4 separate regions of the Homo sapiens genome follow, and regions 1, 3 and 4 are each linked to region 2. A link is an interaction called in ENCODE POLR2A ChIA-PET data of the cell type or tissue named here. Cell type or tissue: PC-9. All regions are shown on one strand. Each heading gives the region's core, and the rest is flanking DNA. Links, peaks and the distances in the headings are about the cores only. Region 1 overlaps SLC39A11 (solute carrier family 39 member 11). Region 2 overlaps LINC00673 (long intergenic non-protein coding RNA 673). Region 3 has its middle 26 kb from the start of SOX9. Region 4 has its middle 210 kb from the start of CASC17.

What was found. Peaks named below come from ENCODE experiments on the same cell type or tissue, not always from the same donor. Only the 100,000 strongest peaks of a DNase experiment are listed, where the experiment ranks them.
Region 1: POLR2A ChIA-PET joins it to region 2 with 7 read pairs; 3 of 35 experiments call an interaction of 5 or more read pairs at or near these places.
Region 3: POLR2A ChIA-PET joins it to region 2 with 8 read pairs; 3 of 35 experiments call an interaction of 5 or more read pairs at or near these places.
Region 4: POLR2A ChIA-PET joins it to region 2 with 7 read pairs; 3 of 35 experiments call an interaction of 5 or more read pairs at or near these places.

What each region holds. Positions count from the first base shown.
Region 1 is chr17:72,681,721-72,687,958 of GRCh38, reverse strand. The region is part of intron 7 of SLC39A11 (solute carrier family 39 member 11); the gene reads left to right. Among named protein-coding and RNA genes, the nearest start is that of LINC00511, 44 kb to the right of the region's middle. RefSeq lists an enhancer at 1,001-1,501. In PC-9, for the core only: no CTCF peak of the experiment used is centred there; DNase peaks (open chromatin) are centred at 3,808, 4,188 and 5,178; H3K4me3 peaks cover 1,054 bases; H3K27ac peaks cover 3,811 bases.
Region 2 is chr17:72,453,868-72,460,105 of GRCh38, reverse strand. All of the region lies in intron 1 of LINC00673 (long intergenic non-protein coding RNA 673), which reads left to right. Among named protein-coding and RNA genes, the nearest start is that of LINC02003, 110 kb to the right of the region's middle. In PC-9, for the core only: no CTCF peak of the experiment used is centred there; DNase peaks (open chromatin) are centred at 1,115 and 3,885; H3K27ac peaks cover 3,884 bases.
Region 3 is chr17:72,144,318-72,150,555 of GRCh38, reverse strand. No RefSeq gene overlaps it. Among named protein-coding and RNA genes, the nearest start is that of SOX9, 26 kb to the right of the region's middle. In PC-9, for the core only: no CTCF peak of the experiment used is centred there; no DNase peak of the experiment used is centred there.
Region 4 is chr17:71,409,541-71,415,778 of GRCh38, reverse strand. No RefSeq gene overlaps it. Among named protein-coding and RNA genes, the nearest start is that of CASC17, 210 kb to the right of the region's middle. In PC-9, for the core only: no CTCF peak of the experiment used is centred there; a DNase peak (open chromatin) is centred at 2,728; H3K27ac peaks cover 3,825 bases.

The DNA.
Region 1 (6,238 bases), core at 886-5,885, 230 kb before region 2:
TCAGTGGGGCACTCCGAGGTTCAAATTATGGCTCTCCAGGAGGTGTGTGGCCTTGGAGATGTCACTGTATGCCACAGAGCCTCAGTTTCTGCATGTGAAAAATTGGAATAATTATGCCTACTTGGCAAAGATTTTGCAGGTTCAACAATAGAACCTATAGAGCATCCAGCCGGGTCTTGGCATATGCTTGTTGGTCAAAGGCGGCTGCTGCCAGGATTTTGTCAGCTTCAACACTATTAGCATGATGGACCTTCCCTACTCCATGCCTCCTCCTCACAGGAGTCTATTTGCCCCACATCTTAGGATCTCTGTATTTTCAGCAATGGTTTTCAAACAGCCTCCCACAGAGTTCTACAGTTTATGGTGGGTGTGAGGAGCAAAGCTTTGCTCTCATCTGTTTTCAATATTATGCTCCTGGCCAGGCGCGGTGGCTCACGCCTGTAATCCCAGCACTTTGGGATGTCGAGGCAGGTGGATCAAGAGGTCAGGAGATCGAGACCATCCTGGCTAACATGGTGAAACCCCATCTCTACTAAAAATACAAAAAATTAGCTGGGCGTGTTGGCACGCGCCTGTAGTCCCAGCTACTCGTGAGGCTGAGGCAGGAGCCGGAAGGCGGAGGTTGCAGTGAGCCGAGATCGCACCATCGCACTCCAGCCTGGGCAACAGAGCGAGACTGTCTAAAAAAAAAATGCTCCTACCCAAGAGTTTGCCAGCCTGGGCAACGTAGTGAGACCCTGTGTCTACAAAAATTTTTTAAAAAAACTAACCAGGCATGATGGCATACGCCTGTAGTCCCAGCTACTTGGGAGACTGAAGTGGGAAGATGGCTTGAGCCTAGGAGTTTGAGGTTATAGTAGCTGTGATTGTGCCACCAAACTCCAGCCTGGGTGACAGAGCATGACCCTGTCTCAACAACAGCAACAAAATTAAAACACTTAAAAAAAAGGACTTTATTTGAAGAAAAGAATTCCCCTCCTGATTAATTTGGAAAATAGCTATTCGGAAGCCTCTTGGGAGTCTGTATATTTCTTTAGCATGTCTAGGTGATGACTAGCAGGTGACACAAGCATGCTCTTCCTTTAATGGCAAGTGGCAGAGGGATGGATTAAATGACCTGTGGTGGTCCCATTACGCCCCTGTTTAGAAGATACTCTAATTTAAATCTTTTACTGCAAGGGAAGCCCATTTAATAGGGAATCTGCTGGCAGTCTCTTTTTTCATAGGCCCCTTATAAACTTGAACATATGCCCTGATTCCTGCCTGTGGAGCACACGCTGAGGCTAGCATGTCGTTGGGCCATAGCTGGGCATTCACAGCAGCAGGTTGGGGAAGAGACGGGCAGAGGCCTGGCCCTGAGACTCAGCCCCCTCACTGGACAGAAGAACAGTTTTAGATGTTGAGAGGGAGCTCCACCTGCCAAGCAGAGGGGGGTCTGGAGGGAAGGGCCCAGGCAGGGTGTGGTGCACCTGTCTTTACTATCACGAACGAGCCAAGAGCCATGCTGGGTAAGGAGACGGGTGGAGCGGGACAGCAGTGGGATCCCGAATCAGGCACTGTTTGAAAGTGCAGGCAGACCCCAGTCAGCTTCTGGAAGGTCTGTCGCCACATAGCAAGACTCCTGACACTGGACGATGGCTCAGAAGCAGGGATGAGGCTCCAATCCTAGGAAAGCACAGCATCTGGCTGGAAGCATGCCAGCAACAGACCTGGGGGACAGGGACTCGTCCAAGCCCAGGAAAAAGGCAGATAGAGATACTGTTTGCAGAACAACAAAGAACAGATGTTGAGTGTCACATTATGGGTTGAGGAAAACCCCTAAGTGTACCTTGTGATAAGTCCAGATTGGTCCTAGGGACAAGACCAAGCCTGCAGATGGAGGTCAAGGGTCAAGAGGTCCACCTGTCAATAGATTTTTTTTTTTTTTAAGACAGAGTCTCAGTCACCTAAGCTGGAGTGCAGTGGTGGGATCATAGCTCACTGCAATCTTCATCTCCTGGGTTCAAGCAATTCTCCTGCCTCAGCCTCCTGAGTAGCTGGGATTATAGGCGTATACCACCACGCCTGGCTAATTTTTGTATTTTTGGTAGAGACAGGGTTTCATGTTGCCCAGGCTGGTCTTGAACTCCTGACCTCAAGTGATCCTCCCACCTCGGCCTCCCAAAGTGCTGGGATTACAGGCATGAACCACCACGCACAGCCCACCTGTGGATAGATCTGATGCAGAGGTTGGAAATTGGGCTGTTTCAAAATCAGAAAATGTCCCTGTATTCCTAAATCATTCCCTAATCCTAGATGACCATGTTGCATCTGTGTGTTGCATGGAAAGCCAAAGAAAAAGTATGAGGGGGACCTGGTAAAAACCCAGGTCAGATGAAAACTGACCTTTGCCACGTTCCTGAGATGAATCCTTTTGGGGCTTATTGTGTTTGAAGTAAAATTCAAGTTCACTCTCCCCATCACTTACTAGACTCCAGATACACAGGACTTCAAGTTTCTTGAACACACAAAGATCCTGCCCATCGCTGGGCCTCGTTCTTGTTCTTTCCTCTGCACAGAAAGTTATTTTGCCCTCAACCGCCCCTCCCCCTTTAATTCTTCAGATCTCAATTTCAGTTGCAGTTGCACCTTTTCAAAGAGTCCGCCTCTAAACACCCTTCCTAAACGAGGTCCTCCCCTGAAATTCTCCATCAGCTCCCAAAGGTGGCCTCCTTCGTAGCATCGGAGCAGAGTGTCCAGCGTGGGGGTATCTGTTTGCATACCACCTGTCTGCTCCCAAACTTCCTAAGAGCCTGGCCCTGTCTCATTCACCCCTGTGTCCCCGGCACCCAATTTGGGCCTTGGCATGTAGGAATGCTTAATAAATTGTTACCAACTAAATGGACGAACATCTACTCAGTGGAGTTGAATCGATGATCATTTCCCTGCTCAGCACCATTTGTATCTTGTGTCTGGCCCATTCTGAATTGGTTCAGCTGGGATCAGACGGAACCAAAAGTTCTGCAGGATGATTGCCACATGGCCTATGAGCTTAACGTGTCATCAGAACCCCCGGGGGGCCTGAGACAAACTTGTGTGCCCAGATATGCTGACAACTTCAAGCCATTGGGCACCCACACAGAGCACCAACAAATGCAGAGCCAAATGCTTTCTCTTGTAGCTACACTCTGAGGAAGCTCACCCCTCCACTCCCCAGCTCTCTGATGACACCGTAGTCCCCTTCTGCAAACAGAGTGAGCCTCAGTCAGGGACCACATCTGTGATTTGAAGCAGGAGAGAGACTCACCAAAGTCATAATCATGGGGGTGGATGATAGTGGTGGCCGCGATAAACCAGCTGCCAAATAGAGTTTGGGGACAGTGTTAAGGTCCCTTGATCTGGGGAGTCTCTTGAAAGCCTCCCAAGGTTTACAGTTGCTTCTTGGGGTCTAGAGGAAAGCACGATGCGTTATCCTTGGTCACTGTGGTCGGTGCTAGCAGGGCACGCCTGCCCAAACCTGGGACAGTGGCTGTGTCAGTTTCCCTGGTCGGAGAGAAAGGTCCTCTGTCCTGGCTTGTAGGCTCATTAGTGTTTGCTGCTCAATTTTATGATGTGTTACTTACCTTGTAAATTGTCTGCCTGTCCCACGAGCCTGGGCAAAGCCTCCAGGCCACAAGCTGGACACTTGTACCATTGACTTTACTAGGCTATGGTGCTGTAAATGTGCTGCTGACCTCTGGTATGGTGAGCCCAGGTGCCTCCGGGCAAGGGAGTGGGTTACGGGAACCCAGTCTCTTGACTCATGAGCTGTCCAGGGAGCCTACGGATAATCATCGTAAACTGCTAACAGACCTGGGGAAAGAGCCCTGTGGCTCCCCAGGGGCCAGAAGGAGAGCAGAAAAACCTCTCTGGTGAGTCACTGCAAATATTTACCCTTGAAAGTTTGATTGCAAAATCTTCTAAGCACTTGAATAGCCCTTCCCCTGGGACTTAAAGAGCCCCTCCACTAGCAGGAGTCAGATGGGTAGTGTTGGAAAAGGGTCAGGCAGGGTGATTCCCCCCTTTCAAAAACAGCCTGGGAAGAGCCCCAAGCTGCCAGACTGCCAAAGGAACCCAGGGGCTTAGACTTCTCTAGGAAAATGTAAGTGATGGAGTCCCAGGATTCCCAGCTCTCTCGGGGGACCTGTCTAAGAGCACATCTGACTTTGAGCTGCACTTTGGTTTTTTGGCTCTGTCTTTAGCTAAAGAGTTTTCTACGAGATCAACCCTTTGACTCTTGGTTGGAGCTTTTATGGCACAAGTATTGGGTGTGTAATCCCCTGTTGACCTCACTACTGCCAGAATCAGCCTCAGGCCAGGCGCAGTGGCTCACACCAGCACTTTGGGAAGCAGAGGCGGGAGGATCACTTGAGCCTAGGAGTCCGAGACCAGCCTGGGCAATATAGTGAGACCCCTGGCTCTACAAAAAATTTAAAAATTAGCCAGGTGTGGTGGTGTGTGCATGTAGTCCCAGCTACCCTAGGGGCTGAGGTGGGAGGATCCCTTGAGCACGAGAGGTTGAGGCTGCAGTGAGCCGTGACTGTGCCACTGCACTCTAGCCTATAGGAGATGGCGAGACCGTGTATCCAAAAAAAAAAAAAAAAAAATTAGTCTCAAGGAAATGGGGCAGCAAAACCAATGCAAATCATGACATTGGATCTATTTCTTCCTTCTTCCATGGGGGTGTATACTTTATCCATTTTTCGGTTCATCCTTCCTTCTTTCCTTCCATAGAGGATCTATTGAGAACCAGCTACATGGGAAAGTCTGAGTGGGCCTTTTACCAACAGTTACCTGTAGTAAATTAGAATGTAGGGGGCACCCAAAACATTCTGCATGAAGCAGCACCTTCAGAAGCCACTGATACCTTGCCACATGACAGTAAAGGTGCTGTGAGTGACAGTTCCTCTTGTAGATGCCAGTTTGCAGGAGGACTCAAAAGAGGTGCAAGTGGACAGTTTCCATTTTTCTTTGGTTTGCTGGCATTTTTGTTTTTTGTTTGTTTGTTGACAAAATGGGTGCCTCAAGATAATGTTCTAGGTCTTAGATTATTCAGATGGGAGAAGATGTGAACTTTTATCCTGTCCTAAAGATTGACTCATAAGTCAGACAGTTATATAAATAAAGGACTGATAAGAAGATAGTAGAGTCTCCACGTGAATCAGCAGCTTCCTTTACAGTGGAAACCACTTCATGATTGGAGGTGAAGAGCTGATGGTTACAGGACAGCCTCCCACAGAAATCATGGAGGCTTGGAGCTAAAAGAGACCATGAAAAGTTTTTTTTGTGGGGGTCAGTGAGTTTCTCATAGTCCAGCTGGGAAGAAGTTCAAAACCACCTGTCTTGCCCACAATCAGCTGTGCTTACCAGCTCACTACATTGACCCTTGGATAATGTGGGGCTTGGGGGCACCGGCCCCCTCCCCACACAGTCAGTTCCATTTAGTCAATTACACGTATAACTTTGGACTCCCCAAAAAATTAACTGCTGATAGCCTACCGTTGACCAGAAGCCTTACCAATAGCATAAACAGTCGATCAACACATATTTTTTATATGTATTATATACCAGCAGTCTCCAACCTTTTTGGTACCAGGGACCGGTTTCATGGAAGACAATTTTTCCATGGACTGGGGTGGGGGGAGGGATGGTTTCGGGATGATTCAAGCACATGACATTTATTGTGCACTTTATTTTTATTACAATCACATTGTAATATGTAATGAAATAATTATACAATTCCCCATAATGTAGAGGAGCTTGTTTTCCTGCAACTAGACCGTCCCATCTAGGGGTGATGGGGGACAGTGACCGATCATCACAACGTAGGTCCCTTGCATGTGCGGTTCACGATAGGGTTCGTGCTCCTCTGAGAGTCTAATGCTGCCGCTGATCTGATGGGAGGCGGAGCTCAGGTGGTAATGTGAGTGATGGGGAGTGGCTGTCAATACAGATGAAGCTTCGTTCGCTTGCCTGCCGCCCATCTCCTGCTGTGCAGGCCCAGTTCCTAACAAACCATGGACCAGGTCAGGTCTGTGGCCGAGGGGCTGGGGACCCCTGTTATATACTGTATTCTTACAATAAAGTAAATGAGAAAAAAGAAAATATTATTAAGAAAATCCTAAGGAAGAGAAAATATATTTACTATTCATTAAGTGGAAGTGGATCATCTTCACACTGAGTTCGCTGTGGAGGAGGAGGAAGAGGAGGTATTGGTCTG
Region 2 (6,238 bases), core at 896-5,895:
TTGAATAAAGAAATGCCACCTCCTGTCAAGCTCTTCTAAGTGAAGTAGAAATTTGTTCATTTAAAAACAATCATTTACGTTCTAAAGCTGAGCAGAAATGAGTTCAGGTGTTGTTGTTTGTGTGTATGTGTGTGTATCTGTTTTTGGAGGGGGGTGTGTCACACTGAATAGACAGTTGAGAGCCTCCCGGACGTGCTTATGGCATAGACCTGACCAGCGTTTCTGTCTGGGCTGCAGAGGACATGAACAAGGGCCTGGAATTCTGTGTTCTTGCCTGGTGGTCTTGGATCCTCTGTGCAGATCTGTGTCTTTCTCACCATTCCAGGCCCAGCTACACGTCTCGGCTCTTCCACAAAGCAGCTTCAACTCTCAGATTTTTCTCTGGACTTTATAGCATTTAGTAACTGTGCCATTCATCAGCAATCAATCACGCATCGCCCTGTGCCATCTCTCTAAGCTTGTGTGAGAACACTGGGTTCTTGGTTAGACCGTGGCTCCCATGCCTGGCTGGTCCCTGCATGGCTAACTCTGGGATTTTATGTGGCAGGTTCAGTGAATATTAATTGATTGATTGATTGATGGCCCAGACCATTGATAGGATCGCAATGATAAGTTGCCTTGTTAATATCTGTCCGTAGCTTACCTGGGCTTGGCTTTCCAAACTACAAAGTAAGGATCTCCAGGCAACGTTAGCTTTGCTTATAGGGAAGCAGCATGTAGAGGGGGTAGCCGTATAGGCTTTGGAACGAGCAAATCTGGTTAAAGCCTCAGTCCACGGTCTTGTCATTTACGGTATGTGTGACCTCCAGGTTTCTCATCTGAACACTGGGAATAATAAAAGTTGATTCCTAGAGTGTCTTTGGAAGTGCACAGAGAGCCTCTACTCCCACTCCAGAGAGGGGACCCTCAGAGACAGGGCTGGAGGACAGTGAGCATGTTTTGCTGAAGGCCCCAGAAGCCTCTTTTGTGGTTGTGATTTCATTTAGAAGCCTGGTGCTGGTCCCTGAGACAGAGAAGTACTTTGAGCCATGCTGATACCAAATCTTCAAAACTAGACTTTATTTTCTCTGGCGTCTATTTAATGGACAGTCTTAACTTTGCATGAACCAGGAAGTTTGGCAATTTAACTTCCTTGTAATCTCGGGAGAAGGAGGTGTGGAATGAAAATGCCAGAGGGGACCGGGCGCGGTGGCTCACGCCTGTAATCCCAGCACTTTGGGAGGCTGAGGCGGGTGGCTCATGAGGTCAGGAGTTCGAGACCAGCCTGACCAACAGGGTGAAACCCCGTCTCTACTAAAAATACAAAAATTAGCCAGGCATGATGATGACGTGTGCCTGTAATCCCATCTACTCAGAAGGCTGAGGCAAGAGAATCACTTGAACCGGGGAAGGGGAGGTTGCAGTGAGCTGAGATCGCACCACTGCACTCCAGTCTGGGCAACACAGCAAGACTCCGTCTCAAAGAAAATGCCAGATAGGAGAGGCAGAAGAAAGGAAAACATCCCGTGGAAAGCCGGACGATAGGCATGCCAAGGAGCCTCTGATAGCAGCTGCTCGTAGGCATCCGCCCGTTGGGTGCTGGGGGCTTAGCAGGTGATGGAGCAGGCTGTCCCCCTGCCTGCTGGGTGGCTGCCAATGCAGATTTTAATTATTTCATTTGTGTAGTTTTGCTCTTGCTGAGTTTTAAACGTCAAAAGCAGCATATGTGTAAGCCTTTGCCTCCTATTTTGAGTATTAGGGCAGTGACATTTTCTTTAGCCTGGGGATTGCCATGCACAGTGTGGTGTTGGAGAACATTAATACTGGAGGAAGCCTTGAGTTCTACGCCATGTTCTGTTACAGGCTGCATCTGTCCCGGCACACATCATAGAGCCTTTCTTCCCGGGCCTCAGTTTCTCCTTTGATAAGGTGGAAGAAAGGACTAGATCTTTCTTGTAAGGCCCTTCTGGGACTTAACAACATTCCTGAATGGGCCCACCCTTGTTTCCCATTGATCCCCCGTGAGCCTCCTTTCTCTGGCCTCTAGGCAGTTGCTCCAGCCATGACAAGCAGGTGTCCACTGAGACCTCAAGATCTGATAAGCAGGGTTTGACACCAGGGAAGGGGCCTGGAATGAAAATTGTTTCCAAACACCCTTGTTTATGACTTCCAGAAATGGTTAAAGCTCTTCTAATCAGCCAGCACAGATAGGACCCCTGCCGTGAATGGAGCCACTGGGATGATGGTATTTGGCTACGAGGGCTCCAGAGCACAGGCCTGCCCTGGAGGCATTAGATCGTGACTCAGGAGCTGGAGCAGACATGGGCGAGAAGGACTGCTTCTCTGTTATAGGTTTTCCTAAACTGGAGCCATTTTAGTACAACCTTACTATTTAACACATTTAAGTTTTGTTTTTTTGTTTTTTAGTGAATTGATCTAAAAGCAGTAGTTCCTAACAGAGGAGGTGTTGGGGGTTGGGGTTTATCCCCCAGACAGCACTGGGCAATGTCTAGGGACATTTTTGGTTGTCCCAGTTGGGTGGTGGAGGGATGCTCTGGCATCTGGTGAGAAGAGGAGGCCAAAGATGCTTAGCATCCTGCAAGGCACAGGACAGGGTGATCAGCATCCTATAAGGCACAAGACAGCCTCCACCACAAAGAATGATCTGGCCCCAAATGCTAATAGGGCTGAGGTTGAGAAACTCCAATTTAAAGAATCATGATTTTGGCCAATCACGATGGCTCCCACCTGTAATCCCAGCACTTTGGGAGGCCGAGGTGGGTGGATCACCTGAGGTCGGGAGTTGGAGACTATCCTGGCCAACATGGTGAAAACCCATCTCTGCTAAAAATACAAAAATTAGCTGGGTGTGGTGGCAGGAGCCTGTAATCCCAGCTACTCAGGAGGCTGAGGGGAGAGAATCGCTTGAACGTGGAAAAAGAAAAAAAAAAAAAAAGAAATGTAACTTTAAAGTGAAATGTAGTGAATCAGTATCACTTCTCATAGATTCAAAGTAATTATACAAATAATGAGCACAATGAAATCAAAACAATGTTTATAAATTCTAGGTAGCTACAGTTGTCTGCCGAACCTTTGAGTTTGAGGGAGGTTATTGCTCTGTCTATAATGAAGGGAAATTGGCCAGGGAGAGATGGTACAGACCTAGCAGCACCAAATGGAGACTTTCTCCTGAAATGGAATCAGTAGGATTAAAAGAGAATTGAGAGGCAGGTGGATCACCTGAGGTCAGGAGTTCAAGAACAGCCTGGTCAACATGGTGAAACCCCGTCTTTATTAAAAATACTAAAATTAGCTGGGTGTAGTGGCACATGCCTATAATCCCAGCTACTCAGGAGGCTGAGGCAGGAGAATTGCTTGAACCGGGGAAGCAGAGGTTGCAGTGAGCCGAGATCGTGCCACTGCACTCCAGCCTGGGCAAACAGAGCGAGACTCCATCTCAAAAAAAAAAAAAAAAAGAGAATGGAAGAGGGAGTCGCTTTCTCCTTCGGTGATTACACACTGTTCTGTGCTGTCTGCCCACCCTCTAAAACCAACCCATGCACCCCCCCATGATGTTCCCCATCCCAAACTTTGGGAAGCACCGTCTTAGTGCCAGGGGCACAAGTATGAGCTGCCACGAAGTCAGTGCCTCCCTGCCCCTCTGGCTCTGTATGAGAGCTAATATTAGACCTAGATGGGAATCTTTTTTCTCTTTTTTCACAGGTAGTTATAATAATAATAGCCCCCTTTAGGCACAGGCTTTTTAATCTTCAAAGCGCTTTATAAACATGAGCTAATCTTCCTGCTCCCCAGTGAGGTCAGAAGTCCTGTCTTTTACTGGATGGTGCCACCAAGGCAAGAGAGATGAGTGAGTCACTGGCAGTCCTGGCTGGGAGTTAGGCGAGGTTAGGGTTGGGATTCAAGTTTACAGTTGCTGGACTCCTGGACATGTCCTTCACCGGGCCACACCTTTCTCTTGGCCAGCCCTGTCTTGGTATTTGTGCCAAACCTCAAATTCAGGCGGGTCTGGAGAGAGCAAGGGTGACATTTCTTTTCCCCTCCCCTCCTTGGGCTGCTCTTACAGAAGCTCCTAATGCTTTCCTTTTCTTTTTTTAAAAAATTTCCCCTACGGCAGGTAAACCCCCGCAAATCAGGGAGTTACTTTAAGAAAATATTCTCCTTGTGGACCCTGGGTCCCAGGATGGCGGTGGGAGCAAAGCTGAAGCAGTGTTTCTTTTCATGGGCTCTGTTTGAAGATGTCTGTGGCTGGCAGAGCCAGAGCTGTAAGGACCAAGGGTGTCTGGCGGTGAGCCGTGACCGCTTCGACAGGGACCACCAGGGTGCACGCAGCCTCTGGGTGCCTGTGGGCGCTGGGGCATTTCCTTTGAGCCCATCACACTTCTGAACTTGGCCAGGAGGGGAGCCAAGGGGAGGTGTTGGGAGAACCCATGCAGTGGGCTTGGGAGGCAGATGCTGCAAGGATGACAGCAGCCATTTCATACCATTTCCCAAGAGTTAAAAAAATAATAAAGTAAAATCCTCAGGATTCAAGCGACATTTAAATCGGTTCCTGGAACACCACGGGTCTCTGAGTCTTGTGGTTTCAGGGGAGCTGACCCCATTGGAAGTCTGTGGGGTCCTTCGGCACTGGGCTTTCACATGCTGTCTACTGCAGGATTTAATAAATCAAGGCAGAAAATGTCCTTAAAGCCGGAGCTTGAAAGATGGGCCTGAGTGTGTGTTTTTGTTTATGTTGGTTATGCCAGCGGTCCCCAACCTTTTTGGCACCAGGGACCAATTTCATGGCAGACAGTTTTTTTCATGGACCAGGGATGGGGTGGGGTGGGGTTGGGGAGATGGTTTCGGGATGATTCAAGCACATTATATTTATTGTGCACTTTATTTCTAGTATTATTATGTATTACATTTTAGTAGTATATAATTTATTACATACATTAGTATTATTACATATTACAATTATTTCACTATATATTACATATAATAGTGAAATAATTATACAATTCATTGTAATGTAAATCAGTGGGAGCCCTGAGCTTGTTTACTGCAACTAGATGGTCCTATGTGGGGACGATGAGAGACAGTGACAGATCATCACTGACAGGCATTAGGTTCTCATAAGGAGCACACAACCTAGATCCCTCACATGCATAGTTTACAATAGGGTTCTCGTGCCTATGAGAACCTGATGCTGTCACTGATCTGACAGGAAGCGGTCATGCCAGTGATGGGGAGTGGCTGTAAATACAGATGAAGCTTCACTCACTCCCCAACTGCCCACCTCCTATTGTACAGCCCAGCTCCTAGCAGGCCATGGGCAGTACCAGTCTGTGGCCCAAGAGGTAGGGACCCCTGGGTTATGCCACCAGTGTGGGTTGAGCCAATTTCCTGTGGCACCACTGTGTGCCTGCCATCAGCCATGGGACATTCTGAGTTGCTCTAAATCTTGTCCGTGGAGAAGTGGACACTCAGCTCACAGCCGTGCATTTTCCTAAAGACTTTGCTTTCTTTTCCTAGCTTGGGCTGCTATAACAAAATGACCATAGACCAGGCAGGTTAAGCAACCTTATGTCTCATGGTTCTGGAGGGTGGGAAGTCCAAGAATCAGAGTGCCAGCGTGGTCAGATTCTTGGTGAAGGCCCCCTTCTTGGTTTATAGATGACTTTCTTCTTGACTCACAAGGTCAGGGTTGGGGGTGAGGGAGTGGGGGAGCGAGAGGAAGCTCTCTCATATTTCTTCTTATAGGGGTACTGATCCCATCATGGGGACTTCATGACCTGATTATCTCCCAAAGGCCCTATCTCCAAACACCATCGCATTGGGGATTAAGGTTTCAATGTATGAATTTTGGGAGAGACACAAACATTCAGCCTGTAGCACCTTTCTATGGGATCTTGCTCAATCATAAGTACAATGATGGGGATGGCAGCCATGAAAAAGAATGAGTTCATGTCCTTTGCGGGACATGGATGAAGCTGGAAGCCATCATTCTCAGCAAACTAACACAGGAACAGAAAACCAAATGCTGCGTGTTCTCACTCATAAGTAGGAGTTTAACAATGAGAACACATGGACACGGGGAGGGGAACATCACACACTGGGGCCTGTGGGGGGGTGGGGGGCAAGAGGAGGGAGAGCATTAGGACAAATACCGAATGCATGTGGGGCTTAAAACCTAGATGACGGGTTGATAGGTGCAGCAAACCACCATGTCACATGTATACCTGTGTAACAAACCTAC
Region 3 (6,238 bases), core at 577-5,576, 310 kb after region 2:
GGGGCTGCTCTATCTCACTTCCAACACCACCACACTTGGGGAGGCCGGAGAATTCAAGGGCAGAGTCTGGATCCAGATTATCTGGGTTCAAATCCCATCTCTGCTGTTTACCAACTATCTGATACTGACTTTTTGACTTAACTTTTTGTTGCCCTAGTTTCTCCACAGGTAAAATTGAGATATTAGTGCCTTTTCCCCATCAGGCTGTTGTTTGGTTGAGACAAGGCATGCGAAGTGCCTAGAACATACCTGGCATGTTGTAGATACTCAAGGAATGTTAGCTATTACCATCTTCCTTTCTTCTCTAGATAGTTCTCCTTCCACTCCGTTGTCTCTTGTTCCTTTAGAAGATCTCTTCAAGTGTTAGGTGACTGATGGCTCTGACTAATCCCCCAAAGCCCTACATGCCTCTATCCCTGTTCCCCCTGCCCCCACCCCCCACCCCCCCATACAACCACCCTGCTGGTGGCAAAAGAAGTGAAGACCAGGCTTCGTGGGACTGGACCGCTCATGATCACATTGTGTCCTTGGGAAGGGTCTGTCCCTGCTTTGTCACACGGGAAGATAAAAGGTCAGCTGATGAACCTGATTGTACTGTGGGTGCTGGGAGTTCTCAGCAGCTTATCTATAAAATGCCTCATGGTATAAAGTGTTCTCTTTTGTCCAGAACAAGATTTGATTGTCAGAGATGAAATAACTGCCTCTTAAGTGATTTTGACTTGCTTAGCTTTGCCTCACGGTGTCACTGAGGAGGAGAGATAAAGACATCTCATTAATGGGGCTGCTGACCTACCCAGAGGCTTGAAGGGTGAGACTTGGGCACTTCAGCAGCAGTTCTCACACTTTTTTTTTAAAGCTCATGTTTGAGAAATATAAATATTTCTATATTATCATTTAATATCTCAAAATAGATATTTTCACTAAATGTAATTAAAACAGGTGATAATTCTAAATTTTCTTTTTATAAGGCCTTGATTTGAGGGTGTGATGAGGACCAATCAACAGTCTGGTATTAACTCATAAAGCTCTAGCGTGATACCTGTGTCAGAGGCGTTTGAATCAGAGCAACTCCATCTTGAATGGGAGCTGGGTAAAATAAGGCTGAAATCTACTGGGCTGCTTCTGAGGCAGTTAGCCATTCTAAGTCACACGATGAGATAGGAGGTCAGCACAAGACACAGGTCATAAAGATCTTGCTGTTAAAACAGGTTGCAGTAAAGAAGCTGGCAAAACCCACCAAAATCAAGACGGTGAGGAGAGTGACCTCTGGTCATCCTCACTGCTACACGCCCGCCACCACCATGACAGTTTACAAATGCCATGGCAACGTCAGGAAGTTACCCTGTATGGTCTAAAAAGGAGAGGCATGGATAATCCACCTCTCATTTAGCATATCATCAAGAAATAACCATAAAAATGGGCAGCTGGGTGCAGTGGCTCACGCTTGTAATCCCAGCACTTTGGGAGGCTGAGGCGGGTAGATCACGAGGTCAGGAGTTTGAGACCAGCCTGGCCAACATGGTGAAACCCCGTCTCTACTAAAAATACAAAAATCAACTGGGCATGGTGGTGCACACCTGTAATCCCAGCTACTCAGGAGGCTGAGGGAGGAGAATCGCTTGAACCCGGGAGGTGGAGGTTGCAGTGAGCCGAGATCGCACCACTGCACTCCAGCCTGGGCGATAGAGCTAGACTTCATCTCAAAAAAAAAAAAAAAAAAAAAAAAAAAAAAAAAAAAAAAAGCCAACCATCGGCCTTCAGGGCTGCTCTGTCTATGGAATAGCTATTCTTTTATTCTTTTACTTTCATAATAAACTTGCTTTCACTTTACTCTGTGGACTCACCCTGAATTCTTTCTTGTGCAAGATCCAAGAACCCTCTCTTGGTGTCTGGATTGGGACCCCTTTTCGATAACACCTGGTTGGTACCCATGACAGGGTGGAGGGATTTGAGGCAGATATCAAGCTTCTTTACCCTTGTGCTTAGGATGGCTGCCATATCTTACAAACCTTTTTTGACTGTTCAATGCTATTAATAGAAGGGTGTTAATGTGAGGGAACATCTTCAGGGGAAGATCATTTGAGTTCTACTTTACCATGGTCCTACTTAGCACTTTAATTTAAAAAAAATTAGATGAAGTCATAAAAGAAATGCTTCTGAAATGTGTTGATGATCAACAGTTATACAGGATAACCAATATTGATAGTATTACCAATAAGAATTAAAAATGATCTGAAGAGTCTGGTAGCCAGGCATCAAAACAAGCCAAATGAAATTCAATGGGGTCAAAAGTGAAGTCCTGAGATTTTTAGTTTCAAAAATCCATTGCACAAAGATCATGATGACGAAGAACAACAAACGTGGAAACAGTTTTGATGGGAATAAAGCAGGATGTTTGGGTTAATGACAAGTTCAGTAAGAACTGAAGGTATTGAGAAAGCAGCGAGGAATACTGACTCCAATCTTCTGGTTAATTAACAAAGACATGTGGCATCTCCACTTTAAAAAGAGACTCTTTCCCACACCTTCATTTGCAACCTTGTTGTTTGGAATTTGGAATGTATTTTTTTTCCCCTAGAAACACTGTTTTAAATGAACCAGGCTTTGATAAAGCTTCAGCTAAAATCTAGCAGAACAACGGTACAGTAAAAATAATCACTTTGATTCCAATTTGCAGACAGAAGGACAACCCAGGTCTCATTACCTCCAGGCTGTATAGGTGGTTTGCTCTTAGTTTCCCCAGACCCTGCTCCTCAGCAATCAGACTCCTTTTCATGCAGCATGTCCCTCTCGTTCCTACACAGCTGGCTGTGGGCAGCAGGAAAGGGGGTTACCAGAGCTGCCACCGCGAAGAAAGATCAAGAGTGTGAAGCAGGAGATAGCAAAATTCAAACATCGCGCAGGCTCCATTTTGGGAAAAGCCTTTCTTAATTGATTTATTCAATGCCTAGAATAGTAACCCCAGGTAAAACGTTATTATGTGGAGCTATATATTAGGTTGGTGTAGAAGTAATGGGAAAAACCGCAATTACTTTCCCTCACAGAAGGCTCAAGGCCTAGACTGCATTCTGCGGGCATTTCAGGACTTGACAATTTTTTTCTGTATTTTTCAGAGAACTTTGTTAGATCTCACTGCTCATATTGTCATTTCCAGACAAAGGGAGAGAAACTGTAGCAACCTCATGGGGGTTTCCAGTTTTTAGATGGTTAAAAATTTCTTTTTAATCAGGAAATTTCAGTGTGGCTTATTTTATTTTCTCCTCTTTCTTCTCCTCCTTGTCCTCCTTCTTCTTCTTCTCCTCCTTCTTCCTTCTTCCTTCCTTCTTCCTTTTCCTTCCTTCCTTCCCTCCTCCTCCTCCTCCTTCTTCTTCTTCTTCTTCTTCTTCTTCTTCTGCTTCTGCTTCTGCTTCTTCTCCTCCTCCTCCTCCTCCTCCTCCTTCTTCTTCTTCTTCTTCTTCTTCTTCTTCTTCTTCTTCCCCTCCTCCTCTTCCTCCTTCTTCTTCTTCTCCTCCTCCTCCTTTTCCTTCTTCTTCTTCTTCTTCTCCTTCTCCTCCTCCTCCTCCTCCTCCTCCTCCTCCTCCTCCTTCTTCTTCTTCTTCTTCTTCTTCTTCTTCTTCTTCTTCTTCTTCTTCTTCTCCTTCTCCTTCTCCTTCTCCTTCTCCTTCTCCTTCTTCTTCTTCTTCTTCTTCTTCTCCTTCTCCTTCTCCTTCTCCTTCTCCTTCTCCTTCTCCTTCTCCTTCTTCTTCTTCTTCTTCTTCTTCTTCTTCTTCTTCTTCTTCCCCTCCTCCTCTTCCTCCTCCTTCTTCTTCTCCTCCTCCTTTTCCTTCTTCTTCTCCTCCTCCTCCTCCTTTTCCTTCTTCTTCTTCTTCTTATTTTTTACTTTCTATTTCTCCACACATCTCAGTTTTGAATATGGTTAAAATAATGATGTGTCACTAATGAGGTCATCTCATAATAAGAACCCTTGGCTTGGGTACAGGGAAGTTGAAGTATTTCCATCAACTCTCCCAATCTTGCCAGGATGAACCAGATGAAAGCTAGCTGGGCAAGAGTCCTGACCCGTCTTGGAGCATCGTGTTTTCCTTCTGAATCTTTGGAAGTAGTAGGAATCTTAGCAATTAGGAAATAAAGCATTCTACCAAAGTTTCATATTGCCCCAATGACATTTACAAAGTGACAAAAAAAAAGCGGGGGGTTGGGGCTACTCTTTATTCTGGTTGCACATGCAAATAAAATAAAATACTGATCATTATCACAGAAGGCTCAGTCTCATGAGAGAGGCAGGTATGAGAAAAGATGATTGCAATGTAATGTGGTAAACGGTAGGAGGAGAGAATAAGAAAGTGGTCTGAGAGTGCAGTGGAGAGGCTGACACAGCCCAGGAGGAGGGAAGGCTTACTCTCAGCTAAGGCTTAGAGGATGAGTAAGCAGGAGTACCCAGGAGAAGAGATCAGAGGATCAGCACAGAGGATCACTCATGTGCAGCCACAGCTAGGGGAGATACAGCAAGGAGCATCAAGGGGTACAGCGTTGCTTTCTCCTTAAAGAGCAAAGAAAGGAGAGGCAAGAGATAAAGCTCTTCAGAGTAGAGAAAGACCATATAACCAAGAACTTTCCAGGCTGGATTAAAAAGATTGGACTTTATTCTATAAGCAAGGGGGAGGCTTTGAAATATTTTAACCTGGGAGATTGGTACAATCAGGATTGTTTTAGATTGATCACTCACTGGACAAAATGGAGTATGAAGTAGACAAGTGTAACCCTTGAGTTGGTGAAACCCATAAGAAGGATGATGCAATAATCTAGGAGAAAGGATTTCTAACTAGGACGGTGGTTGCAGGGAAGAGGGGTACGGGTTAAAGGAATGTTTGGTACGTAAAATCAGGAGGCCTTGGGGATTGATTGTAAAGGCATGGGAGTAGGGAGAGTTGAGGATGCTTTGAGAATTTTTAACTGGATGGTGTTGAGACCCCTCACTCTAACAGAAAATAAAGACTTGGGGGACAAGATGACTTCAGTCTTGGACAAGTTGAAAAACTGTATGCAGATGAAGCTATCTAGCCAGTGTGTCTATTTGTTTGACTACACCTCCGTGTCCTCATTAACATATTAGTGGTTATGGAGTGCCTATCACATACTGTGTTTAAGGCATTGTTGTATTCATTCTAGCTTTATCAGGGTGAATTGAACATGACTTTTGCCTTCAAAGAATGTACAATCTAATAATAGGAGAGAAGATATAACCACAAAAAGTACTACTCCAAGAAAAAGTTCTTATTGCCATAAAATGGAATTCAGGGGTAATAACAGAAGGCTTTATAAAAGAAGGAGGTAACACTTGAGATGAGATTTGAAATCCAAGTAGAATTTGAATATATAGAGATTTACAGTTAAAAAGAAAGGCATCTCAGATGGAAGGAGGAATATTAGCAAAAGCAGACCCAAGAGATTTGGGGATGAAAAAGGAAAGGCAGAAGGGGGAAGAAGAAGAGGAAGTAGGAGGAGGAGAAAGAAGGAGGAATAATAAGTTATTTGATGTGAATGGAGCATAGAATGGTTGAAGAGCAGGAGAATAGTAAGATACCAAATCAGCAAGGTAAGTTGAGCCAGGATTATGGAAGGCTTTCTTGTTTGTCTTTTATCTGTATTAGTCCCCCACCATCTTGGCTCGTGAAGTCTGCGCAATAATCAGTCTCGCCCCACACTTTCATTGGAAAGACACATGCATTTACTCTGGGCATCACCCATCACGATGCTTGGCTATGGTGCTTCTCTTCTGAGTTGGTGGCCACGGCCCCAATGCCAAGGATGAGAGACCTGCTCCGTGCAGCAGTGTTTCCTTCTACTTTGCTACAGAAATAATCTGTAGACTCTATGATTCATGCCAGTGCCCTCAGCCACTGACAAGCATGTTCACTTGGCCATTTTGCTATTTGCCCCTGGTAAGTATCTACTTGCACATCAATTTCCAGGGACAGAGCAGACTACTAAAAATCAACAGGCTGGTATCTTGTAGGACTTACTTGCATAGCTGCTCCAAAAAAGTGATCAGGGTGAAAAAAAAAAAAGTAACTGGTGCTACTGTGTTGACTTATAACCTGTATGAGCATCTGACATGTGCAGAGCCCTCCTTTCTGGTAGCTGACTCTATCTCCCCTTTCAGAGTTCCTCCTGTCTCCACGGCTTCTGAGAGATTCTAGCTCTGAGAGTCAAGGAACCTTTCTAAGCTTTCGTTAAT
Region 4 (6,238 bases), core at 554-5,553, 1.0 Mb after region 2:
ACCACCTAGGAAACACATTATTTTATATTTGAAAAGATACCAAACTTGAAAATTTGACAATCAATATTTCCCAGCTGCTCATCTCTAATTTGTGACAGCAACAATAATCTTTCAACTTGTTTGGATATTTTAAAATATTGATATTTTCATTCTTGTAATAACTGAAAACATTTTATTCTTTCTAAATTTTCTCTACCTTATGCCACTTACCCAGACTAGGAAAAAATGACAAACACTGCAAGAAAATTCCTTTTCAAAATCATTCAATTTCTGACTTTATTTCCAGAGAAATTTTGGGTTTGATCACTTGAGGAGATTCAACACTCAGGGGAAACCTCCCAGATGCAATATGTTGAGTATCTCACTTCAACAATTTACAATTGAATGTAAGTTTACCTGGGCTATTTCCACTGTCGAGATTGCCTGCTACTCCTCCTGTTTTGCAAGTAGACTCTAATGTTATAGTTTTTTATTGATTGCTTTTACCAGTATACCATCCACAATTTCTAAATTCTTTAGGCCTGAAGGTTTCTCAGCATTCCTGGAGAATTTATTAGTTTGGAAGAAAGGAAAGAAAAATGGATCCCTGGAAATGCTAAGAGGCTGACCAAGAATACGCTTTTGTCTCCCATGGGGTGAAAAATTAGTCATATACCATGCAACTAAATATTCCTTAGACCCCATATTCGGCTTTTTGTATAAAGTCTGTTAAGTTCTTGAAACATATGGAAAGGATAGATAGTCTAGAATGACCTGGGATATTGGTTTTTTCAAATGAGCCTCAAGAATGTCTCCTCTAAGACCAAACAAAATCAAATTCAAATTATCATTTTGATGACTAATATAGTTTGAATATATGTCCCCAGCCAAATCTCATGTTGAAATGTAATCCACAGAGTTGGAGGTGGGGTCTGGTGGGAGGTGCCTGAATCATGGGGGCAGATCCCTCATGGCTTGCTGCTGTCTTTGGGATAGTGAGTGAGTTCTTGCAAGATATGGTTGTTTGAAAGTGTGTGACTGACACCCCACTCACTCTCTCTCTCTCTCTCTCTCTCTCTCTCTGTCTCTCTCCCTCCTGCTTTCACCATGTGACATGCAAGCTCCCGCTTTACCTCCTGTCATGAATAAAACCTCCCTGAGTACTCCCCAGAAGGCAAGCATATGCAGGTGCCATGCTTCCTATACAGCCTGCAGAACCAAGAACTAATTAAACCTCTTTTCTTTATAAATTACCCAGTCTCAGGTATTTCTTTATAGCAATACAAGAAGAGCCTAATACAATGACATATATCAATTGACCATTACATGAAACTGTTAATACTACTGCCCTACTTCATTCTAAAAGACAAACACATTGCTCTTGCTTACAGCCTCAAGTCCAAAGGAAATTAGGCTGTAATTAAGAAGAAATCACTGCCAGGCGTGGTGGCTCATGCCTGTAATTCCAGCACTTTGGGAGGCTGAAGCAGGCAGATATCTTGATCCTAGAAGTTTGAGACCAACCTGAGCAACATAGCGAAACCCCCATATCTACAAAAATTAGTTGGCTGTGGTGGTGCATGCCTGTAGTCCCAGCTACTCAGGAGGCTGAGGTGGGGGGATCATCTGAGTGTGAGAGGTTGAGGATGCAGTGAGCTGTGATAATGCGCCACTGCACTCCAGCCTGGGTGACAGAGTGAAACTCTGTCTCAAAAAAAAAAAAAAAAAGACAGTTGTGTCAGAGAGAAAAGCAGGAAGTAATCTCTGTATCATCTTTCTCACTGTTGTAAACCTGCAACATAAGTATTATCCTAGATTAAATTTGCTAACTAGACACAAGGAGCTAAACTTGACCCATATATATAACACGTGTAGCCCATTTTTGTGAAACATGTGACTTGCAGGAATGTATATAAAATATATATGTACAGTTGAATGATAAAAAGCAAAATAAACACTTGCCATCCATTGTGCAGCTTATCTTAAACCAAAAACCCCCAAGTGACTCTCCCAGATTGCATCCCCTTCTGTGATAGAATAATGACACCTCAATGATGTCTCTATCCTAATCCCCAGAACCTGTGAATAGGTTACCTCAGGTGGCAACAGGGACTTCGCGGCTGTGGTTAAAGTAAGAACTTTGAGATGGGGAGATTATGTTGGATTAACCAAGTGGGCTCAAAGTAATCATAAAGATCCTCATATGAGGGTGCGGGAGGAATCAGAGTCAGAAAAGAAAGATATGATGAGGAAACCAAAGGTTGTCATGATGAGCCATAAACCAAAAAAAATTCAGAAGGCCTCTAGAAGCTAGAAAAAAAAAGGAAACAGATTCTCTCATAATGCCTCCAGAAGAAAGACAGCCCTGCCAATATCTTGATTTTACCCCTTGAATTCTAGAAGTATAAGAGAATACACTCATGTTGCTTGAAGTCACTAAGTTTGTGGTAATTTATTTAATAGTGGTCATAGGAATCTAATACACCCTCCTTCCTCTGGAAATAATCACTATCCTGACTTTTCGGATAATCATTCACTTACTTGCTTATTTGATTTTAAATTTGTACACCTGTGCATGTATCTAAACAATTTACTGTTCAGTTTGTGTACCTGAGTAGCAAGCACAATCCTGGCTGTGTAAGGATAGGGTAATGTTGCTACGACTTACATGAGATGTCCACAGAGAAAATAAACTGAGCAGTAGCTCTGGTTTCAGTTCCCTGAGAGTTTACAAAATCTCTTTCTGGGTAAATCAGCGGGCAAGCTCATGAGTAAGGCTTGAGTAACCCAAGACTCATCAAGCTGGTATGCCTGGTGCAACTACAGTATGAGCCTCGTACAAAATATCTGGCAGAAGTCTTTTCACTGGGTTAATATGTTCCACTGTCTACACTTACAGAGGCTTATAGGTCCCACTTATAAGTCGCACTTCGAAAAATTTGTTTTTTTCCTGTATAGTTTCTCTTCCACCTCTCTTTATTCATTTTGACCACTATCTTCTATGTTAGAGTCTTTAAAAAAAATTATCTGTTGATTTGGGGCTTTCTGCTCTATGAAGACTAATCCACCAATTAGAGTCATGCTGTTGGAATTGCTCTTAGGTTTACTGTAGAATAATTTGGGGAGCTATTGGTTTGGGATCCCTTGATGTCAGGATCCTAAGGGAACACTAGTCAGATTTTCAGGAAAACATTTTCCCAATTTCCTGTCTGAAGATTAACAATCGGGTCACCCATCTGTTTGGTGCCAAATGGGGAAAGAAGGCTGGGGTGCAGGGTGATTCCTTTTAAGATTCAGGATGCATGTGGCTGCTTAATCCCTTGTTTTCATTCTTTACAGTATCCACATTCTCATCCTTGTCTGCCATCCTGCAATCCACAGACCCTCGATTTTATACTAGCCACGGGACCAATCTATAGTATCAAACGTGTAGGGAAGAACAGTTTGCTCAGAATGTGTTACAGTGGACAGGTGGGGATCTCTCAATATGTCTCCATCAGCTTCTCAGCCCTTCTGATGTTAGCCATCCTGCCTTCTCCCCGAGTTGCAGAGGTATGAGATACCACTGACTGAGCTTTTTTGAAAATTCTGAGAGAATTTAGCTTTCCTCATTCCAAGCTTGGGATTTTGCTTTCTTGGGTCAGCTAAATCCATTACCACTGGGCCATCCCCTTACCAGCTTCCACAACATTTCAACTATCGTCCTTCACCAATTTTGTACATCCTCAAGGCTCACGTATTTAAAAAAAAAAATGCATTATTGTAATTTTAGCATAATTTTTGAAAAAAAGGTTAATGTGTCTATTTAATCTACCTTACAAGTATATAGGTATATGTGTGTAATGGAGTCAGCTTTGTTGATATGTAAAATAAATAAGGATATAATGAGAATATTGTAGATCAAAATCCAGATTTGTGACTTCTCATAACAGATCAGAAGACTTGCCAGCATGAAGTCCATGATAATAGTTAGTTCTATCCATTTGCCAACTGCGTCCTTTAATATGAGTGTGAACTTTTTTATAGGTATTTTATTTATTTATTTATTTTACTTTAAGTTTTGGGATACATAGACAGAACATGCAGGTTTTTTACGTAGGTATAAATGTGCCATGGTGGTTTGCTGCACTCACCAACCTGTCATCTAGGTTTTAAGCCCCGCATGCATTAGGTATTTGTCCTAATGCTCTCCCTCCCTTTCCCCCAACCCAACAGGCCCCAGTGTGTGAAGTCCCCCATCCTGTGTCCATGTGTTCTCATTGTTCAACTCTCACTTATGAGTGAGAACAGAGCATGAACTTTTTTTTTCTTTTTTTTTTTTGAGATGGAGTTTCACTCTTGTTGCCCAGGCTGGAGTGCAATGGCATGATCTTGGCTCCCTGCAACCTCCGCCTCTCGGTTTCAAGCGATTCTTCTGCCTCAGACTCCCGAGTAGCTGGGATTACAGGCGCCTGCCACCACACTTGGCTAATTTTTTGTATTTTTAGTAGAGACATGGTTTCACTATGTTGGCCAGCCTGATCTCGAACTCCTGACCTCAGGCGATCTGCCTGCCTCGGTCTCCCAAAGTGCTGGGATTACAGGCAGGAGCCACCAAGCCCGGCTGAGCATAAACTTTTTAAACAGTCTCCACTACTCCTTTTTGTCTTACAGTGAGAGCATTTCATTATTTTGTGGTACTTTCTTGACCTTTGCAGTGTGAGAAATAACCTTTCATAAATCATACAAATGAACACTACTTCTTAAATTTTATATCATGAGGAGGATATCCAAATGTGGATATTTTTTGTTCATTTCTCACTTTGTAATCTTCGTATTCCCACTTCTCATATGACACTTACTACATGTTGCCTTGTTTTAAAAACAAGACTCTGTCATATTTCTCCTAGTAGTCTAAAAGATCAATAATGGCAGAGCTTATGTTTTGTTAATATGTTCCCGGAACATAGAACTTAGTAGGTACTAAAACATGAACATTGAATGAGTGAATGTATACATAAAATTATTTTAATGAATGTGTTTAATACTCTAGACAAGAGTTCCCTACAAGATGTTCTTTGGAAGATAAGCTGTTTATAATGTTTTTTATGCGAAAAAATGGTTCCATGACTGTTACAAATTGGGAAATGTTTAAATGAGCAAAGCTAAGTGCTTTCTTTACTGCAGAATTGTTTAAGTGTTCATTAATTTATCGATAATATTTTTACATGTCTTCTATTTGCTGGTCATTATGCTAGTTGCTTCAACGATAATAATGTTTACACTGATTCTGCTATTGTGGACCCCAAAATCTAGCAATATACCAACAAAAGAGAGCATCAATGGACTGTTTTCCCTCAAATTTATTTGAACAATAAAATTCTTTTTGGGGAGCATCTTATGGCACTAGTATTTCATGGTACACCCTTTGGAAAACCTGGCTCTAGCCATAAAAATAACTATTTTGATTCAGAAACTAGTTGGGAATTTTTATGTGCAATTAGTTCCAGACCCTGTAGTAAATGGGGACTAATAGATTATAAATAGTACCAGATAGGGTACTCCAAACCCAACTCCATTTAAGAAAAAGTGGTGGAAAAACTACCTCCCAATGGAGATATAAATCAACTCCAAGGGCAACTAATGACTTTGCTTACCATTCAACTTTCCAAGCCAACCTCAGAAGGTAAAACATATTATAATCAATACAGAATATTGCCCAATAAGGACCCAGACACTTAATGGTGTCATGCCGAAAGTGGCACATATTTGAAGCCCATCGTGATGATGAAGATGGTGCCGTGCCTTCCCAGTGAGTCGCATATTATAGCAAGACTCATCATGACAGATGTTTTTCACATACCAACCAACCTAAATTACCCAATCCCAAATACCTCAAACTCAGAGTATATTTTGGAAGAAGGCCAGATTCTATTAATTAACTTTTATCTCTCTCTTGCTCTTTTTTTTTTTTACCATCTCACATACACTTGCTTTTTTTTAATGCAATAAAATTTTCAGTAAACCTCAGGAATCTAATGTTTATTTTAATTAGCAATAAGCTTTTGAACAGGGATACACATGGAGGTATATTATAGTAGCATATTGGACTCTGTCCCTAAAATATAAATGCTAAAAACTGTCATCCATGACTTTTATTTGTTTATTTATCTATTTATTTTTATTGTTTTTATACTTTATCCTTATTTTTTATAAATTAGTCTCCACCTGAGTTTAAAACCGTAGATGCAGGATACTCTGAAAGTTATAGATCCTATTG